Regions from separate parts of the Homo sapiens genome. Here region 1 is linked to region 2. Evidence: read pairs that join two places in POLR2A ChIA-PET (ENCODE). Cell type or tissue: GM12878. All regions are shown on one strand. Links, peaks and the distances in the headings refer to the core of each region. The heading gives the core; the rest is flanking DNA.

The links. ChIA-PET counts read pairs that join two places held together with the same protein. Peaks named below come from ENCODE experiments on the same cell type or tissue, not always from the same donor. Only the 100,000 strongest peaks of a DNase experiment are listed, where the experiment ranks them.
Region 1: POLR2A ChIA-PET joins it to region 2 with 6 read pairs; 2 of 35 experiments call an interaction of 5 or more read pairs at or near these places.

What each region holds. Positions count from the first base shown.
Region 1 is chr15:80,232,251-80,237,897 of GRCh38, forward strand. The region is part of intron 1 of CTXND1 (cortexin domain containing 1); the gene reads right to left. Among named protein-coding and RNA genes, the nearest start is that of CTXND1, 17 kb to the right of the region's middle. In GM12878, for the core only: a CTCF peak has its summit at 2,760; no DNase peak of the experiment used is centred there; H3K27me3 peaks cover 178 bases.
Region 2 is chr15:79,945,977-79,951,623 of GRCh38, forward strand. No RefSeq gene overlaps it. Among named protein-coding and RNA genes, the nearest start is that of BCL2A1, 22 kb to the right of the region's middle. In GM12878, for the core only: no CTCF peak of the experiment used is centred there; no DNase peak of the experiment used is centred there; H3K27ac peaks cover 264 bases.

The DNA of each region.
Region 1 (5,647 bases), core at 447-5,446, 290 kb after region 2:
GCATACCTCCCTGCCCCCGATCCTTTTGAATCACAGAGGAATCGCTTACAGAGTCTCATGTATTTAGAGATATCCAATTATCTTAGATCAGACTCGTGGCCAAAGAAATGCTCAGGAAATCGAGCTCATGTTTCTAATCTGATTGTAATTTCATCAGTGGCCCCGATGTAATTATTTCCCTTTTAGTTTACTTAACACTAACAAACAGCCTTTAATGATTTTTTGTTGTTGTTTTTAATGGAAAGAATCAATCTTTCTTCTCCAAATAATGAAGTTGAGTGGAACACCATGCATGAGCAGGAGAGTCGTCCTGGCACAAACGCTCTTGCTCAAGGTGCCCTTTCCTTCAAGCCCTTTAAAGCCCCAACAAGAGCCTCAGGCCCAGGCCTCCCTGAACCTGTGTTGCTCTGTCTGTGCCCTGAAGCCCCCAAATAAAACTCTCCATCTCCCCAAAGCACCAGCAGGTAGTTTCTCTTTCACAAGACAGTCAGGTAGACTCAGGTGCTCATGCCTTTGCAATGATTTCCCATCACCATAGTTAAAATCCCAAAGCCCTTCCCAAGTGAAAAACAGAAGCCAGACTACTTGAAGAATGTTCGTTGGAAATTCAGGTCCTGGGCATAATGTCCAGGCTCAGGTTCTGGCTCCTGAACTACCAACAGTGTGATATTAGACGAAAAATGCAACTTCCTTTTTTTTTTTTTTTTTTTGAGACTGAGTCTTGCTCTGTTTCCCAAGCTGGATTGCAGTGGCGCGATCTTGGCCCACTGCAACCTCCGCCTCCCAGGTTCAAGCAATTCTCTGCCTCAGCCTCCTGAGTATCTGGGATTATAGGCGCCCACCACCACGCCTGGCTAATTTTTGTATTTTTAGTAGAGACGGGTTTCACCCTCTTGGCCAGGCTGGTCTTCAACTCCTGACCTTGTGATCCACCCGCCTCAGCCTCCAAAAGTGCTGGGATTACAGGCGTGAGGCACTGTGCCTGGCCAATGCAACTTCTTTAAGTCTCTGTTTCCTTACCTTTAAAATGGAGAAAATAATATCCCAGTGAATTTCACTGGATCTCTGGGAAGAGTAAATGAGAATATATTTCTAAAGTGCTTAGCATAGTTACTCAGCACAGTAACATATTTACTCAATTAAAATATTAGCTGTCATTCTTACTTTTGTTCTTACAGTTTCCCTCTCTAGGTATCCAAGCCTCCAATCTGGCTGCTGGAATACAAGATGCTCCTGTCCTTCAGGCTGCAAACTGCCTGGCTCTTGGTGGCTTCCACAGAAAATAGCCCCTGGTTTCCTCTAATGAGGAGACATCACAGAATGACCAAGTCTCCCAAGGATTCTTCCTCCCTGAACAAAGTGAGCTCAGAGGGCTGGGGGCTACACCACGCCAGGCTCGGATTCTGCCCTACAAAGAGACTGGGGGAGCTAGACAAGCCCACTTCCCCCACAGCGACTCAGACAAACAAAGGCAACCTGCAAGCGACTGACTTTGCTGTCTCGCGGAGTGATTAATCTCCCTGAAATTAATGGCCCCTCAAAGGCAGGCAGCTGCAGTGGCTGTGCGCATCTGAATTGCAGGATTCCTCTGCATGCGTGAAGACATTTAACAGGACAGATGACACGTTGTGGGTGCCCATGGCCCTCAGGAACCCACACAACTTGACCATAGGTTCCATAAGCATGCAGGAATGGGGTCACCACCATGGGGTTCCCTGCCTACCTCCTCCATTCCCATTAACAGAGGTAAAAAAGCTGTCCCTCAGAAGAGGAGCAAGCCTGCGGTGGAGAAGCTAAGTGACCTTGAGCAAGTGAGTGAGCCTGGGTCTTCTCCAGCAAAACCAGCACATTGCTTTGGAGGACTAGGTCCTTTGTGTGCAGAGCATCATGCGGAAATAAGAAAACAAAGAAAGCCCAGCCGTCTTACTTCAATGCATCTACAAACTTATTGGGGGAAGGCTTTGGGGATACGGATTGATTATGGAAACCTGACATTTTAGAGGCTGTTCGTCTGAGACCAGGGGACATTTGGATGAAATTTAGAAAACCAATTATTAAATATGTTTTATTTTCATCCAAGCGATGGGCTAAATCAGTAGAATGATTAGGTTCAGGGATGGGTGGGAATCAGGGGAGAGGTTGGGTCAGGGATAGGGTGAGACAGGGCTGTGTATTATACACAGCATCCTGAAATAACATGTATTATTCCACAATTTGAACATGCCCTTTTTTTTTTTTTTTTTCTGAGAGGAAGTTTCACTCTGTCACCCAGGCTAGAGTGCAGTGGTGCAATCTCAGCTCACTGCAACGTCTACCTCCCGGGTTCAAGTGATTCTCCTGCCTCAGCCTCCTGAGTAGCTGGGAATACCGGTGCATGCCACTGTGCCTGGCTAATGTTTGTATTTTTGGTAGAGATGGGGTTTCACCATGTTGACCAGGCTGGTCTCGAACTCCTGACCACAGGTGATCTGCCAGCCTTGGCCTCCCAAATTGCTGGGATTATAAGCGTGAGCCACTGCTCCTGGCCTCAGCATACTCTTTTGATGGGGCTGTCTTCCATCGCCTGTGTCAAAATGTCCCCTTTATCTAAACAGCTGCACAGTGCACAATCACTCAGGCCAGTTGTGGACAGAAACCTGCCGTGTTTTGTTTCCTGCTTTTGGGGAATGGCCTTCTTCAATGAAGCAGTGACAGCAAGATGCAGAGAGCAGCAGGCTGAGGTTCGGTCCCCAGAGTTTGAGTTATGACTCTGCCCCCCTGGTGGCTGGGTGACCTTGGGCAGGCTGCATGACTTCTCTGTGTCTTGCAACCAGGGCTCTTCCTTTGCCTCTCAGCTGCTCTTCCCTGGAGGGTTGTGGGGGAGGCAAGGAAAGGGGCCCTTGCGGTAGTTCAGCTACTGAGTCACAAGGCAGCCCTCCCAGCCTGGCGGAGCAGATGGAAAACTGGCCTCCTGTGTTCCTCTGTTCAAGATGTCCTATGCAGTCAACCCTTAGGGGCTGGCAGGACCTAATAGATAGCCTGAGCCCCAGAAGCCTAGGGTAAATGTTTTTCTCTCCAGGTACCGAAAGTACATCATAAGGCCAGCTACAGAAGAGATGCAGGTCAAGTGCCCTCCCAATGCAAGGGCCGAGGTGCACACGTGGCCCTGGTGGAGTGCTGGCCAAGATGGCTGGCATCCTTGGCTTAGCATCTCCGAAAGAGCTCGCCCTAAATTATGCTCATTTGCATAACCTAGTTGTGGGCTTGGTTGACAGGGACAGCAAGCATACTGGGAGTGGCATAACGCGACTGTGGAAGACTGCAGGGGAAATCAAGTCCCAGTTACTATTTTCAGCCTTTAACTATCTCCTGAGGGCCAATCTTGCCAGTTGGACATCTTCACTGGGATGTCCTGGGCTGTTGCTCTTGGCTCCATAAAGTTCTTATCGTGTAGTTCTGTAGTTATGACCCAGAACCAACTCCCCTCTACCCACCTGCCACTATCACAGGGCTACCCTACCAATCCCTTCTTCTCCTCAACAGGCTTCAATGTGGCTCTGCCCCTCACTGACTGGGTAGCCTGACACAAATCATTCATTCCTTTGAACCTCAGCTTGCTCATTTGCAAAATGGGGATACTAAATAACTACCTCATGGGATAATGATGAGGACTTAGAGGAATTAATATACATAAAGCACTTAGAAGAGTGTCGGGTTCCTAGTCAGCACTACATAAATATCCCTCAACCAGCTTTCCATCTGGACTTACCTTGTGCTGGGAACCATACTAGATCCTGCAAGTTCAAACTCTTAGCACCACATTTCCCAAAATAATGCTTGATGGAACAGGGTGGGGAACACCCCAGTGATGCTCAGCCTTTTGCGAAACATCCTATGTCATGGTCCTCTCTGGGATATTCTCACTGCATTTGAAAAAGGAACATCTTCCTTTTACTTCCTTTCAAGGTTGGCCCGCTGCTCGTTTCTGTACAGACATAAATAAGAATGGTTTCTACTTTTTTTAATGGTAGGAAACAAAACGATTAAAATCATGACACATGAAAATCATGTGACATTGGGATTTCAGCGAATGTACAGTTCTATGGGAACACAGCAGTGCCTGTTCATTTACACACTGTCTATGGCTGCCTTTGCACTATGACAGGCAGAATTGAGTAGTTGGGACAGACACTACCTAGATTTGCAGTCATGGTAATGCATAATGATGTTTCCATCAACCATAGTGGTCCCGTAAGATTATAATGGAGCTGAGCCAGGTGCGGTGGCTCACGCCTATAATCCCAGCACTTTGGGAGGCTGAGGCGGGTGGATCACCTGAGGTCAGGAGATCGAGACCAGCCTGGGCAACATGGTGGAACGCCATCTCTACTAAACATACAAATATTAGCCAGGTGTGGTGGTGTGCACCTGTAGTCCTAGCTACTTGGGAGGCTGAGACAGGAGAATTACTTGAACTGGGGAGGGAGAGGTTGCAGTAAGCCGATATTGTGCCACTGCACTCCAGCCTGGGTGATACAACAGGACTCGGTCTAAAAAAAAAAAAAAATTATAATGGAGCTGAAAAATTCCTATCACTTAGTGCTTAGTGGCATGGTAGCCCTCTTAACATCATAGTGCAATGTATTACTCACGTGTTTGTGGCAATGCTGTTGTAAACAAACCCACAGCACAGTCAGTTATATAAAAGCATCACACTTACAATTATGTCTAGCACATATACAAAAATTTTACTGGCTTATGTATTTGGTATATTATTTATTGTTATTTAAGAGGATACTCCTTCTGTTTATTAAAAAAACAGTTGGCCAGGCGCGGTGGCTCATGCCTGTGATCCCAGCACTTTGGGACGCCAAGGATGGCAGATCACGAGATCAGCAGATAGAGACCATCCTGGCTAACACAGTGAAACCTCGTCTCTACTAAAAATATAAAAAATTAGCTGGGCGTGGTGGCAGGTGCCTGTAGTCCCAGCTACTTGGGAGGCTGAGGCAGGAGAATGTCCTGAACCTGGGAGGTGGAGCTTGCAGTGAGCCAAGATCGCGCCACTGCACTCCAACCTGGGCGACAGAGCGAGACAGTGTCTCAGAAAAAAAAAAAAAAAAAAAAAGAAAGAAAAAGAAAACAGTGAATTATACAATAGCTTCAGGCAGGTCCTTCAGGAAGTATTCCAGAAGCAGGTATTGTTATCTTAGGAGATGGCAGCTCCATGTGTGTTACTGCCCCTGAAGCCCTTCCAGTGGGATAAGGTAAGTGAAAGACAGATATATTGATGCTCTTGTAGGCTCAGGCTCATGTGATTGTTTGTGTCTTAGTTTTTAACAAAAAAATTTAAAGGTTATAAAATAAAAATAAATTTAAGTAGAAAACACCTTACAGAATAAGGCTATAAGAAAGAAAATATTTTTGTGCAATATTTTGTACACTATGTTTGTGTTTCAAGCTAATATTTTTACAAAACAGTCAAAAAGTTAAAACACACTGGGTGCAGTGGCTCACGCCTGTAATCCCAGCACTTTGGAAGGCTGAGGCAGACAGATCACCTGAGGTCAGGAGTTCGAGACCAGCCTGGCCAACATGGCAAAATCCCATCTCTACTAAAAATACAAAAATTAGCTGGATGTGGTGGCATGCATCTATAATCCCAGCT
Region 2 (5,647 bases), core at 174-5,173:
CCCAATGGCTAATGCTTGGACAATCTGAGCAACAAAATAATGATAATCTTACATCATAACCCATAAAATAAATATCCATAGTGCACACTGATATGAATAAATAACTAGGAGAGAAGAGATATGCTTCCTTATCACATAATTCCAGTTAATAAATGTGGAAGGAATAATGGAAATGGAAAATCACCATTAAGCAAACATTGCAGTTATAATTGTTGCAGATGAAAACTGTTGATGGATGCTAAGCTTAGTGGGTGGAAGAATGATGAGAAACATCATAATCACAAAAACACCATAATCTTAAAAATATATCCCCACAAGAAACTTAATAGTGGAGAAACCTAGCAGACACCACCTTAACTGAGTAGTCAATGTTAGCATTACTAATAAGATGACATATGTTCCCCCCAGTATGATGCACTGGAAAGGACACAGCTTTCTGTTGTATTCCTGCCAGAAATGTATAACCTCAATCTAATCATGAAAAACCATCAAACCCAAATTGAGGGACATTCTATAAAATGCCAGACTAGTAATCTTCAGAAGTCCCAAAGTCATGAAAGACAAAGACTGAGGAATTGTCACAGCTTTAAGGAGACATGACAACTAAACTGCACGATCTGTTTTAGATTTTGGACCGGAAAAGGACACTAGTGAGAAAACTGGGGAATACCAGTAAGATTTGTAGATTGGTTAATCATACTGTATCAATGTTAATGTCCTTCTTTGGATAGTCATACTATAACTATATAAGATGTTAATGTTGGTGGCAGCTAGATGAAGTGTACTATTTTTGCAACTTTTCTGTAAAACTAAAATTAGTGCAAAATAAAAGTTCAAAAAATTTTTTAACTGTTAAATAAACATTGTGAAAGCATGTGATAGGAGAGACCATCATATGAAAAACATGGAAATTTTGGTTGACCCTATGTGTTAAGTCAAAAAACATGTAGCTGGGCACAGTGTCTCATGCCAGTAATCCCAAAGCTTTTGCAGGCTGAGAGGGGAGGATCACTTGAGCTCAAGAGTTCACGACTGGCCTGGACAACAAAGCAAGATCTCCATATCTACAAAAAAAATTTAACATTAGCCAGTTGTGGTGGCATACACCTGTGATCCCAGCTACTTGGGAGGCTGAGGCAGGAGGACCACTTGAACCCAGGAGGTTGAGGCTGCAGTGAGCACCACTGCACTCCAGTCTGAGTGACAGGCATTTTATTCACTAGAACTCCTCCTAGGAAAGTACCATGTGTATGACTTCTTTTTTTAAGAAGTACTTCTGGAAGACACTTGGGGTAGAGAGCTAGAAGCCAAAATGATAAAAACATGATCCCTCAACTGCTGTACATAAGATGACTACAGGACTTAAAGTTGCTTCCCAAAGGGAAGAGTAGAGGGAAATCACTCAAATACAAAGAAAAGATTGTGGGGATAAGAAGGCTAGTTTCTCCTGCATTGGAGGGAGAGGAGAGAAGGGGAAAGTCCCTGGAAACAACACAGCCAGGAAGAAAAATTTGAAGAATAAAAATGTCTAAGAGGAATTTTTTTTCAGTTATATTTTATGTGGCCTCTCACCTCTCTCCCCGACAAAATATTCAGTGGTCCTTATTGCACAGTCGTGTGAGTGGATTCTTGTGGGTAAACATAAGGCTGATTAGTATGGGAAAAATTTAAAAACTGGAGGATGAGGCCAGGCATGGTGGCTCACACCTGTAATCCCAGCATTTTGGGAGGCCGCCGCAGGCAGATCACGAGGTCAGGAGATTGAGACCATCCTGGCTAACATGGTGAAACCCCGTCTCTACTAAAAACACAAAAAATTAGCCAGGCATGGTGGTGGGCGCCTGTAGTCCCAGCTACTTGGGAGGCTGAGGCAGAAGAATGGCGTGAACCCGGCAGGCGGAGCTTGCAGTGAGCCGAGATCATGCCACTGCACTCCAGCCTGGGCAACAGAGCGAGAATCTGTCTAAAAAAAAACAAACAAACAAACAAAAAAAACACTGGAGGATGAGAGGAGAATGGGCATCTGGACTACAATAAGGCCAGTGATAATAGGTACCATTTCTGAGTTTACTAAATGCCAGGTGCCAAGTTAAATTTCTTATGTTCCTCAAAATGAACCACAAAGTACTTATTATTACAGTATTTTTATAGAAGAGGAAACAGGTTTGGAAATCCTGTGTCTTGCCCTAGCTCACGTACGTACTACATAAAGGTTATCAGATTCTAACCCAGGATCTCCAAAACTGACACTAAAATGCACCTCCTCCTCTGTCACAGCACTGTTTTATTAGCTCTGTAGCTCTGTTCTTGTTCATCCTGTGAAGTATGAGACCGGCCCATGTTCTGTAGTCACCTGTATCTTCACTGCTCAGCACCAGGCCTGGTGTGGAACGGATGCTCGGCAGATAGCTGCTGAGTCAGTGAGGGAAGGCTGTGTCATGCGACAATGAGGTGGGAAGAGCAACTTATTAAGCTAATAAAATCCCCAGCTGCTGTTGGAAGTCCAGGTCAAGAGAAGAAACCCCATTGTACTCTTTGCTGACGGAGCTATAGCTGAAGCGCTGCACCACACTTTAAGGGTGGTATGGAAAGCTAGTTTTCAGAAGGGGCTGACTTCCTCAGCTCGGGGTGGTAGGTAGTCATTGTAGAAATTTAAAAGAAAAGCCACAGTGTCACCAGGGAAAACCCAATAACCAAGTGCCATGCGGTCTCACTGGTTGTGTTTGGGAAGTACTACCACTAATCAATGTATAAACCAAGTGCCAATTTGCAGGAAGAAATAAAATTATCATGCAAACGATAATACAGTCAGCCTGCACAGAGCATTCTCTCCATTTAGATAGATCAGGAGGTTGCTGGTGACCCCTCCTTCCCCCGTTCCACCATCACCCCCACCCCCACTCCAAGGAAATGACTTTTCAGCTGAAATCACAAGGCTAAGTATGCATTCTTTAGGTGAGAGAGTGAGAACAGGGAAGAGAGAAAAACTGGAAAATTTTTCATGAAGAAACAACTGTATATACAAAGTTTCTAAAGGGAAACATGGCATGATATTTTAGAGGAATTGAAAGGTGGCCACAATGGCTAATCAACCAAGAGCCAAGAGGAGAGAGGCACGAGATGAAGCTGAAGAACCTGGGTCCAGATGACATGAGCTTGTATTTTGTTTGTCTGTTTTTTTTTTTTTTTTTTTTTTTGAGACAGAGTCTCGCTCTGTCACCCAGGCTGGAGTGCAATGGCATGATCTCAGCTCACTGCAACCTTTGCCTTCCGGGTTCAGGCAATTCTTCTGCCTCAGCCTCCCAAATAGCTGAGATTACAGGTTCCCGCCACCATGCCTGACTAATTTTTTGTATTGTTAGTAGTGACGGGGTTTTGCCATGTTGGCCAGGCTGGTCTCGAACTCCTGACCTCAGGTGATCCACCCGCCTCGGCCTCCCCAAGTGCTGCAATTACAGGCATGAGCCACCGCATCCAGCCAGTGTCTGTTTGTTTGTTTGTGTTTGTTTTGTTTTGAGATGGAGTCTCACTCTGTCACCCAGGCCGGAGTGCAGTGGCACAATCTTGGCTCACTGCAACCTCTGCCTCCTGGGTTCAAGCGATTCTCCTGCCTCAGCCTCCCAAGTAGCTGGGACTACAGGTGCCTGCCACCATGCCCCACTAATTTTTTGTATTTTTTTTTTTTTTTTAGTAGAGACAAGGTTCCACCCAGTTAGCCAGGATGGTCTCTATCTCCTGACCTCATGATCTACCTGCCCCCGCCTCCCAAAGTGCTGGGATTACCGGTGTGAGCCACCGTGCCCAGCCATCTGTTTGTTTTTCAATGAACATTTTGGAATAATTTGAAATTCACCTAAAAGTTGCAAAGATAATACTAACAGTTCCCACATATCCTTTATCCAGTTTCCCCAAAGTTAAGATCTTACATTACCATGGCACATTTGACAAAACTAAGAAACACTGATATATTACTATTAAATAGACTCCAAACTTTTTTTTACTGGTTTTTCCAGTGATATCAGTGATATCTATTTTCTGTTCTAGGATCCAGTCCAGGGTACCACACTGTGTCTCTATAGGCTCCTCTTTTTTTTTTTTTTTTTTTTTTTTTTTTTTTTTTTTTTTTTTTTTTTTTTAGTTGGAGTCTCACTCTGTCGCCTAGGATGGAGTGCAATGGCACTATCTGGGCTCAATGCAACCCCCACCTCCCAGGTTCAAGCGATTCTCCTGCCTAAGCCTTCCTAGTAGCTGGGATTACAGGCATGTACCACCACGCTGGCTAATTTTTGTATTTTTAATAGAGACAGGGTTTCACCATGTTGGCCAGGCTAGGCTTGAACTCCTGACCTTGTGATCTGCCCACCTTGGCCTCCCCAAGTGCTGGGATTACAGGTGTAAGCCACCATGCCTGGCCTATAGGCTCCTCTTAAACGTGAAAATTTCCTCAGACTTTTTGTTTTTGATGACCTTGACAGTTTTGAGAAATACTGGTTAGGTATTTTGTAGAATGTCCCCAATTTACATTTGATGTTTTCCTGGGATTATGGGTTTTGGGGAAACAATACCACAAAGACTAAATGCCTTTTCATTACATGATATCAAGGTGTGCTATCAACACAACTTATCACCTTAACCTTGATCACCTGGCCCAGATAATTTTTGTATTTTTAGTAGAGACAGGGTTTCACCATGTTGCCCAGGATGGTTTCAATCTCCTGACCTGTGATCCTCCTGCCTTGGCTTCCCAAAGTGCTGGAATTAATTGAATGATTTTTAAGCAGTATTGTGACATTAGATTTCCTTTTTAAGATTAATACGCTGGCTGTATCAAATGTACCAAATGGAGACAGGTGTAGATATGGATACATGAGTAAAAAGGCTGTGGCCTGGGCCGGTCGCTGTGGCTCACGCCTGTAATCTCAGCACTTTGGGAGGCCGAGGCGGGTGGATCACGAGGTCGGGAGATCCAGACCATCCTGGCTAACATGGTGAAACCCCATCTGTACTAAAAATACAAAAAAAAATAGCTGGGCGTGGTGGGCGCCTGTAGTCCCAGCAACTTGGGAGGCTGAGGCAGGAGAATGGCCAAACCCGAGAGGCGGAGCTTGCAGCGAGCCCAGATCGCGCCACTGCACTCCAGCCTGGGCGACGACTCCGTCTCAAAAAAAAAAAAAAAGGTTGTGGCCGGGCGAGGTGGCTCACACTCCAGCACTTTGGGAGGCCGAGGCGGGCAGATCACCTGAGGTCAGGAATTCGAGACCAGCCTGACCAACATGGAGAAAACCCGTCTCTACTAAAAATACAAAATTAGCCAGGCATGGTGGCACATGCCTGTAATCCCAGCTACTCGGGAGGCTGAGGCGGGAGAATAGCTTGAACCCGGGAGGCGGAGGTTGCGGTGAGCCGCGATCATGCCATTGCACTCCAGCCTGGGCAACAAGAGCGAAACTCTGTCTCAAAAAAAAAGCGGGGATTTGGGGGGGGGTTGGGGGAGGGAAGGGGCCGGGCGCGGTGGCTCACACCTATAATCCCAGCACTTTGGGAGGCCGAGGCAGGTGGATCACGAGGTCAGGAGATCAAGACCAGCTTGACCAACATGGTGAAACCCCGTCTCTACTAAAAATAGAAAAAAAATTAGCCAGGTGTG